2 separate regions of the Homo sapiens genome follow, and region 2 is linked to region 1. A link is a contact called in ENCODE Hi-C data. All regions are on one chromosome and are shown on one strand. Each heading gives the region's core, a stretch centred on a gene start or an enhancer-like site at or near the end of the contact. The rest is flanking DNA. Distances are from core to core; before and after follow the strand shown.

What was found. A loop is a pair of places that touch in the nucleus more often than their neighbours do. Pooled maps may share reads with other maps.
Region 2: a loop to region 1 is called in a map with no recorded cell type, with 13 times the contacts of the local background. The contact joins two enhancer-like sites. A Hi-C loop is called at or near these places in 1 of 168 maps with a recorded cell type or tissue (IMR-90), 6 of 37 single-sample maps with no recorded cell type and 6 of 50 pooled maps.

Annotation. Positions count from the first base shown.
Region 1 is chr9:90,921,307-90,926,231 of GRCh38, forward strand. No RefSeq gene overlaps it. Among named protein-coding and RNA genes, the nearest start is that of LINC02957, 73 kb to the right of the region's middle. RefSeq lists a silencer at 28-190 and an enhancer at 2,879-2,928. Within about 2 kb of position 2,710, at least 4 of the 41 ENCODE cell types and tissues checked have a DNase peak (open chromatin) inside an H3K27ac peak, as active enhancers do.
Region 2 is chr9:91,499,154-91,503,968 of GRCh38, forward strand. No RefSeq gene overlaps it. Among named protein-coding and RNA genes, the nearest start is that of NFIL3, 78 kb to the left of the region's middle. Within about 2 kb of position 1,763, at least 2 of the 41 ENCODE cell types and tissues checked have a DNase peak (open chromatin) inside an H3K27ac peak, as active enhancers do.

The DNA.
Region 1 (4,925 bases), core at 1,460-3,959:
AAGCTGTGTCTGGGCACGTTTCTGGAACCTGGCTTGGCTCCAGCACTGGCCCTGCCAGCTCTGTGCAGACAAGCTCCCAGGAGACGCCCTGGGATTTCACAATGAGCCTCGTGTGCCCAGTCTACCCCTGCCCCCCAGCTGCTGTCCGCTGCACCTTCCTTTGGTTTCCAGACCAGGTCAAGACATGGGATGAGCCTGCTCAGAAGGGATGAGCCTGCTCAGAAGCCCTGGGCCACACACAAGCCCTGGCCAGCCACAGTCGGTGCCCTATGCTCAAAGAGCCACAGCGCTCTTGACCCAGCTCCACATTGCTGGCCGCAGGCACTTCATTTCTTGTAAATTAACCCTTCTTTCTCTCTGGAAACTTCAAAAACTTCTCTTTACCTTTGAAGTTCCAAAATAAATCTTTTTAAAATGCATTCTGCCATGCGTTGGTGGGCCCTTTTAAATAGGACTGGCTATCTGGTCTGCAGAACCTGGTGCTAAACTAAAATGTGGAAGTCCTGTTCAAAAAGCAAGAAAAAGGCATAACAATACTAAAATATACAGCTTTTTCCTCTCTTCCAGAGTCTCTTTCTTGATGTGCTGCATTTTTCATGTTATTTAATGTCATTCCAAGTTAAAATTTTAAAGTATTAGCATGAATTTTATCATTTGTGCAATGCTAGTTTTAAATGCAAATACAAAAGTGTTTAACTCACATGAGGAATCACTGAAATTATGGTTTGTGTTATGTGGCTCGAGCATGCATGTGTATTTCATTTCTACCATAACAGCGACAATGCTGCTGAAAAGTAGCTCAACTGTTTGTATTTTACTTCTTGCTACATGCACGTGCGCCAGCACCCTCTTATCTTCAGCTGACTAATGAGGGAGAAAGCACTGAAGGACAGGAACTCTGGGTTGCCCTGTCCTCATCTTTCCTCGTATGTCATCATTTTCAAAGTTCGTGGTTGTCGAATACTGGAAGTAGCCCAGGTAAGAAGGGATGGGATAGGATGCCTTCATTGTTCTGTTTCTTAGAAGGCCTTTGCCTTCTTTAGGCATTTGAAACAAGTTCTGGTTCCAACAGATCGTGTGTGGCTTTGTACGGCTTCCATATGCCCCTCCTTCTGTGGTAGAGCACGATTACCTTCTACTCGCCTTCAGTGTCGCTGAACTGCACCGGAATCCACTGGAATTCTGTATGCATGGGCCTTGGGAGCGTGAATGGAGCAGCAAGGAACGGGGACACATATATCACCTGTGTCTCTGCACATGCACACGGTTTGTGGCTCCGTCGGACTTCACTTACAAAACCCAAGTTCAAAGATCAAATTATGAAGCATTTCAAGATGGCAACAGATGAGAATCAGACAAGCATAGAGTCCTTCTGAGCTTAGAGCCTTACGTGACCACAAGGGCCACATATCCAGGAAGCTGGCCCTGCTTTTGAACTGGAAAAGTTCTGATCAATTTTCTTCTATCAGTTATTTAATTATTTTCCTCCCTCAAGTCTCTCTGTTCTCTCCTCCTGGAACTCCTAGTAAATACATAAAGAAACGTCTAGCTCCCGCTCGTGTCAATTGTCTCTTACTTGGATTTCTTTGTCCCCATGAATGACATTCTACAAGAACCCCTTGGTCTTTCAGTTCACTAATTTATTCTTCAATCACGTCTGTTTTGCTAGGTTTCATTAACAATCATCTTTTAAATTTCAAAGTTTTATAGTTCTTTTTTGTAACAGCCTCTTCTTGTTTCAAGGATAGTTTACATTCTCTAATCTTCTCAAACATGTTAAATATGATCACCTTTAAAACTTTAAACTGCTGTGTTTAGCTGTTTCCTTGAGCAGGGAGAGTTCCGTTTGTTGAAGTTGAATGCCACTGTTTCGTAGCATTCATTTTGCTGACATGTTTGACAGCTCTCATCTATCTGATTATCTTCCTCTTTGAGAATCCCTGACCAGTCATGTTTCTCCCTGCTCAAGTGAAATAAAGGCCTCAAATAGATCAGTGGTTTTCAACTCTTTTTAGCATAGATAAATGTTGTAAAATAAAATTTTATTTGTGGAAATACAGTGTGTAAATCCACAGTGGAAAGGCAATAATTGAGGCAGAGATGCCCTGCAACCCTAGAGGTGCCCGCTTGGACCCTTGGTGTTCCCTCTGCAGCCTCACCACACAGTGGGCCTTCTCTGTGATTGCTGGGCTGAGCGATCCTGGATCCTCACAGCCCATGTCTCAACAGTTAATGAACCAGGTGATCTGCACATGTATTTCAAGCTCCTGTATTATCCCTGATGAGGATATCTAGATTTGAACTTCTTTGAAATTCCTTCCTAAATATTTATTTTGTCATGTTTCTACATATGGAAGGGTCCTCATGGCAGATAGACTCACAGGGACTTACACACTACCACACTCTTTAATGGGAACAGACCTCCTATTACTGACTTCTTGACAAAGTCTTGAAAAAGAATGAAAATGAGGATGCAAGTCACCAGGGAAGGCAGAGGAATATTTCTTTTATTTAAGCGGACTTGCTGATTTCAAAAGAACCATTTCCAGAAAAGACTGGGCTAAGCTCCAATCTTGGCCTCCGTATATAATGCAAAAGTAGATGCTATAAACTAGTAAATTCATGGCATTCGATCATAAAAAAGAAGAAGAGATGCATTTTCTGTTAGACCCTGAGGCTGTACTTTCCCAACCGCTGTGTAGAGCAAACACCAGGTGGGGAGATGGCTTTGTGGACATGCAATCCAGTTTCTAATCCAGAAATAGGTCAGAGCACCAATGTGAAAATACCTGTTGTTTTTAAATAGGTCTGTGTGTCTCAGTGTGTGTGTGTGTGTGTGTGTGTGTGTGTGTGTGTTTTCCTTAAGGGCACTTGAGATGCCGCAAAGAAATGAGGAAGTGGAAGTTTTGAATTGGTTTTTCTTCTTTTGTCTAGGGATGATTTTTTTTTAAGAGTTTCTAAGAGGTAATTGAGTTTCTTCCTCAGGAACAGTCAGTTTTTCATGAATCAAATGTATCAGTAATAATTTTTTAAATGCTGGATTATAACTTTTGAAAGTTTGCAAGTTGGGAGCATATTTCCTTGGCTCTGCGACATTCCCTCCTCTTCCTGGGGTTCTCTCCTCCTAGGACCCTGGGACCAAGCACTGCCCTTCAGGTCTTTGATCTCTCTGATCTCATAAACTTTGCTCTCCTTGTCCTTTTGAATACCTTCTAGAAGAATCCCTGGATCCTCCTCGTCAAAAGTCCACATGCTCTTGGGGGTTACCATTGTTCCGGATAATCTGGAGTTTTCATGTTGAAAACAACCACCACCACACCAACACGTTTTTCTGTTGTCCTCTTGGCAACTTCAGAGCCCTGACACCGTAGGGAAAGCGCTTAGGGATCCCATCACAGTTCAAGGGCCAGGGCCGGTGGCCTCTGCCAAGTGCCAGGCCCTCTTATCCCTGAGTGAAGCACTCACATTCCCTAAGAAGGGGCATAGGGACCAGAGCACAGGGCAGTGAGGGAAGTGCTGTGGGGCAAGGGTGGTGGTGTCTGAAGACGGCTCTGCCTTTACAAGGCCCACTGGAGCTTTATGTCTGCATGCCCCACAGCAGAACTGTCCTTGCTCTTTTTCATGTTTAAATTTATGGTGAGGTAGGAAGATTGCTTGAGCCCAGGAGGTCAAGGCTGCAGTGAGATATGATCATGCCACTATACTCCAGCCTGGGAGACAGAACAAGAGCCCATTTCAAAAAGAATTTAAGGGCCTGGCGCAGTGGCTCATGCCAATAATCCTAGCACTTTGGGAGGCCGTGGTGGGTGGATCATTGAGGTCAGGAGTTTGAGACCAGCCTGGCCAACATGGTGAAACTCCATTTCTACTAAAAAAAATAAAATACAAAAATTAGCCAGGGGTAGTGGCGTGTGCCTGTAATCCCAGCTACTCAGGAGGCTGAGGCAGGAGAATCGCTTGAGCAGAGGTTGCAGTGAGCCGCGATAATGCCACTGCACTCCAGCCTGGGTGACAGAGCAAGACTCCGTCAAAAAAAAAAAAATTAAGGTATATAGATGCACATTTAAGTTATATAAACACACGTACACACACATAAATGCAGCACCTTTCCTAAGTGTACAGTTTGTTGAATTTTCACAAACTGAGCATGTCCATGTATCCAGCCTCTGAAGAAGAACAGTGGATCACCCGCACTGCATATAGAAGCACACCACATGCCCCTTCCCAGTCACAACTGGGCCCAGCATTATCTTGAGTTCTGACAGCATAGCCTAGTTCTACTGGATTTTATACCTTGTATAAATGGAATAGTACAATTTGTACTATTCTGTCCTGCTTCTTTGGCTCAATTTACTTTGCAAGATTCTCATACACATTATCTCAGATCATTGTAGATCATCAACTTCTTATCACCATCTGGTAGTCATTCCTTGGTGGGAACAGACCATGACTCAGTTATACATTCCACTGCTGAGGGCCAGTCACATGGTTTCCTGTACTTATTCCTACTAGCTGGTGTGAAGCACGATGCTTCCGAGAGTATTTTCAGGCCAAAGAAGCTGGTATTGTCCAAATAATTTAAGGAACAAATGAGGAAGAGGAGATGGAGAAAAGGAGATGTTGGTCAGAGAGTACAAAGTTTCAGTTAGACAGGAGGAATCATTTTTGTGATCTATTGGACAGCATGGTGATTCTGGTTATAATAATGTATTATATATTTCAAAATTGCTTTTAAAGAGTAAATATTGAATGCTCTCACCAAGGAAAAATGACAAGTATGTGAGATGATGGATATCCTAATGTGCTTGATTTAATCATTCTACAATGCACACATGTACTAAACCATCAGGGTGGGTGTGCTGGCTCATGCTTATAATCCCAGCACTTTGGGAGACCAAGGCAGATGGATAGCTTGAGCCCAGGAG
Region 2 (4,815 bases), core at 513-3,012, 580 kb after region 1:
GAGGTTTTCTAAAAAAATCAAATAACTGAGCATGTATTATTTTTACAGTAAATTAAATAAAAGTTGGGATAAAAATTCTCGAATATTATCATATATGACAAAAATTGCTAAGTGAAATAATTTAAGATTGTAATGAAGGGACATAAAGTAATTGTAAAAATAGAGTTTCAAAAAATAGTGACTTCTCTGAGAGGAACTTACTCTGAAGTGTGAATATAAAAAAAATCAAGCTGGCACTTTGGCTAATAAGAGTGCAAAATGCTACAACTCTTTGGGAGGGGCATTTGGCAATTTCTAGCAAAATCACATAGACATTTATCTTTCAATCTTGCAAACTTACTTCTTGGAATTTTTCTTTGAGATACCACATGGCAGCTGCAAATCAATTCATGTGTAGTTATTCACTGTGCCATAATTTGAGATAGCTAATGGTGGAAGCAATGTAAATGCCTAACCACAGGAAACAAACACAAGGCAAGCTGGGGATGCTTTGCTGTGCCAGAAAGCAAGAAAAATGCTAAAACAAAGCAAAAATCTCAGAGGGATATGTGAGAAGAACACAGGTGCTCACTGAAAGGGACTCCCACCAGCCATAGTTGGGACAATTTGAACATTTAAAAAGGGCGTAATGGGTTATATTACATTAACTAAAATAAACAAAGAAATCTTCAAGTCCTTAGTAATACATTTAAAATAGGGGCAAGGCAGCTCTTCTTTATAAAGTAATACTTTTTAATAAATATCGGAGGAATGAAGGAATTTAACAATAAAATTTTGCAGTCACCACGGTAATGACTGATTTAGGCAAGAATCAGCAGTGCACCTAAAATCATTGGCTGAAGAGTTAGGCACACAATCTCAAAGCATCACCCACAGGTTATTTTTAAGTATAAAGAGGAAAAGGATACACCTTGAAGAATAAATGGAAGTCAGAATTGCCCAATCATGGGACACACTAATGATGTAAAGGAAGCAGACTACAGTGCCAGGTAGTTTTCTTGTCAAAGCTGTTTAAACTTCATCTTGCTAACTTAAGATATATAAATTTAGGAAAGAAGACTTTATTTCTTGTAAAGGGTTACAGCCTGCAAGGTGGCCATCCTGCAGGCTGGGAAGTGGGCCTCCAGCAAAGACCAGAGACAGGCACTTTGAAGGAGGAGAAGTTGGATTTGGAGCTCATAGTGAATGGGTTGGCTAAACCTACTATTTGACAGTTTACAGGGAAGCTATGAATATTCCCAAACATAGACCCATGTTCATCTTGGGATAGAGACTTAACATTTAAATGTATTACTGTTAGGTTCTATGTGATCAGAGGTGCAGCAGAGACACGATGGCACTAGTCTTCAGCCTTTGCGAACCGACCAGAGCCAGTCTATGGTTGGTGATTTTCTTATCAGGAGGAGGTTACTGATTCACTGCCTTGTCCAGTCAAAACTGTAGTCATGGCTGGTGCAGCAGGGGTTCAGTTAGTCAGCATCTGTGAGCCCATGAGTCATAATTGTTTTAATATTGCTTATCTCAAGTCTAGCCCTTGTTTAGCTGCTAGAGAAAAAGAAAAAGAGAAACCTTGTGGCAGTTAGAACATAGTTTACTCTTTAAGTGTAGGAGTGGGTGACTTCACTGGCATGACCTTAGGTCCTGTTTATAATTTGGTATCTTATTGCCCCAAAGAGCCTGTTCTGTCAGTCTTCTGATCTCCATTTTAACGTGAATGCTGGTCAGTTGTTTTGTCTAAACCCCAGACGGGGGTGGGGCGGGGCAGCGGGGAGTATAACGAGGCGTGTCTGACCTTCTGTTTCATCATGAGTTTCTCTGGGGTTCCCTTGGCCAAGAGGAGGTTGGTTTGGTCAGTCGAAGAGGGGGGCTTAGATTTATTTTTTGTTTGCAATCTAATCAAGATAAAAAATTAAGCAAATCCAGAGAGTGGATGATTCTACAAGTCGACTTCAAAAAGCTAAGGTCTTGATCAGCAAATCACTGTGAGGGGACTGAAGAAGTGTGGTAGCCAGCTGTCATGTGAGGTCTTTGATTGTATCCTGAATTTATAAAACAGAAAACAGCAATGAAGATCATTTTGGTGACAACTGAAGAAATTTTAATACCATCATATTAAATATTGAATTTTTGGAGTTGTTAATGATTTTGTGGTTAATTGGAAAGTATCTTTGTTCTTGAGAGGTGCACACTGAAGCGGAAGTGATGACTGCAGCTTATTTCCCAATGTGTGTCTGCATTTATAGAGAGAAAAAAGGAGCAACAAAGTAATGTGGCAAAACATTAACAATCGGTGAATTTGGAGGGAGAGTTTATGGGTGTTCATCGTACTATTATTTCTATTTTCCTGCAAGTTTTAGATGTTTTGAAAGAAATTGGGGAATATTCAGCTGATGATTTTACAGCTACACTTGATATATTAATCTATGGAATGTGGTAAGATTGGTATAAATTACATTATTTTTATCATTTAAAGTAGACCCTAATATCACTGGCAGGAACCAAGAGTAGGTATTGATAAAACCTGTATACATTAGAACTAGTTGGAAAGTTACTAATCGGGCTGTAGCCTCCTAATGCAGAGTTTGCACACGATACACACTACAATCTTTTGTTAATCAGCGAGGTCTATGTTTTCACCAGTATTGTTCACTCAATACTAAGTAATTTCAATTCACTTAGTATCGTTTACATTTACAATTAAGTTGTTAGTATCACTTAAATTTACAATTATAATTTACACTTACAATTTACAATAATACAATTACTTAGTATTGAGTAAATACTAAGGCTGAAAGAGTTCCACCTACAAATGCCTCCTCTATGCGGATGCCAAATGTGGAGCCTATAGTTGGAGAGGTGTCAGCACCTTTCAGGAGCACTAATTCAGACCATGGCCACAGTGACTAAATTATCCAAACCTAAATGGAGCACACATCTGGCTACATGACCCAAATTTTCATCTCTTATTTATTTTTAATGGGCCAATTTTCATATTGAAGGAGAAATAAGGAGAGGTCTGAAAATTGGCTTCATTAAACAATTAAGCTCTTAAATCCTGACAGTGATGGAATATTTGGTGTAGAGAATAACAATTTTCATAGATGATGATTCCATCATAATAGAGGGCTGAAATTCCCAAAGAATTCCAAGTGAGGCCTCCAATACAGCATGCGATTGCCCATGGAGAATGTTATTCTCATCTGCAATTTGTTAGTGCTTTTCATCAACACATAATTATTTCAGCTAATAAACCAGCTAAGTATGCTCTAATGAAAAGTATCCCAAAGAGAGAGAAAGGGAATTACTAAGGTAAAGAAAGCCCTCAAGCTTCTAAGTATACAAAATTACACCTAGTTGTTTATTGAGAATGTCAATAAAACCCGCTCCTAAGCATGTGGTGCACTATTCCTAGGTGTACATCACTCAAACTATGTTCGAGAACTGATCTTTCCTCTTTCAGGTTATCGTGGAAAAGAGCCAGGGTGCAGGTGTTTCATGTTTATCCACAACTCTACTGTTTCCTAGGAGCCCTGACATCTTTATGAGTCTTTAAAAAAAGTTCTCCTCCTCACTCCAGTCCCCTGTGCTTTATCAACAACAAATGACTCTCTCCCGTTTTTACAAGGGGCCATCCACTCTCCTGCGTTCTTCTCATACTTCTTCGTTCCCTCTACCATACCTAATTATCAGTGCTTTTGAAGACCCAAAGCCCCTTTTTATAGTAGAGTGCCTTCACATCAGGGAGGAATATCAGCTGACTTTTTAATAGTGCAAAATGCAAATCATAAGCCCTCCTTACACTCTCATATGGCGCTCCGGCTTGCTTGCGAAGATTGGCACAATCCCATCACTGATCAATACTGATGTTCCCGGTGAGTCATCTTTCTGTATAAGAAACCACACTGAGACTTGGTGGCTTCAACATCAACAACCATCGATTTGTTCATGATTGCGCAATTTGGGCAGGGCTTGCGGGGACAGCTTGTCTCTTTTCTGTGTGCCATTAGTGGGGCAGCTCAAATGTGGCTGCATCATCCATGTCCACATGGCCTCCTCATGAGGCTGGCCTTCTGGTGCTGGCAGTTGGTGAGGGACTCTGCCAGGGGTATTGACAAGGGGGCTTCAGCTTTCCTCTGTGTGGCCTCCCCATGTGGCTAGGGTGGGCTTCTCACAGCATGGCAGTCTCAGAATAATGAGGCTTTTTATATGGCTGCTGGCTTCCCCCCAGAACCGAAAAAGTGGAAGCCTCCAGCCTTCTTAAGGTTTAGGCCTGGACCTGGCAAAGCGTCACTTCCACCACGTTCTTCTGGTTAAGGTGAATCACAAGAGACCAGATTCAAGGGGAGGAATGACACGAGGATGTGAATACCAGCAGGTGACATTTATTGGGGGCCATCAATGTGTCAAATTACCACATCATTCGACTCATCAAGAAAAGATTGAATTCAGACCAACACATTGTGTGAGAAATGTGTATGATCACTACAAAGTTTTGCATTTAAAATGCTAACATTTAAAAAATAACATGTACTGTTTCAGGGGTAGTGTTTTCAGGTCCCGTATGGAGACATGAAGTAACTGCTTCCTCATTGATTCTGGATGCTGAGTCATGGCTGTCCATGCCTCATGCTGCAGACGCAGTTTCAGGCTTGTCACTTTGGGTCTGACTAGTCAACAAGTACAGTGGGCAGGTGTGGGGGTCCCTACTCTCCACCCAGGCTGAGGGTCAGGGTCAGACAAGCTTTGATGATAGAGAACAGATGAGGGCAGTGAGACCAATGTGCTGGAAGAAGGGAGGCCCCAGTGACGCACACC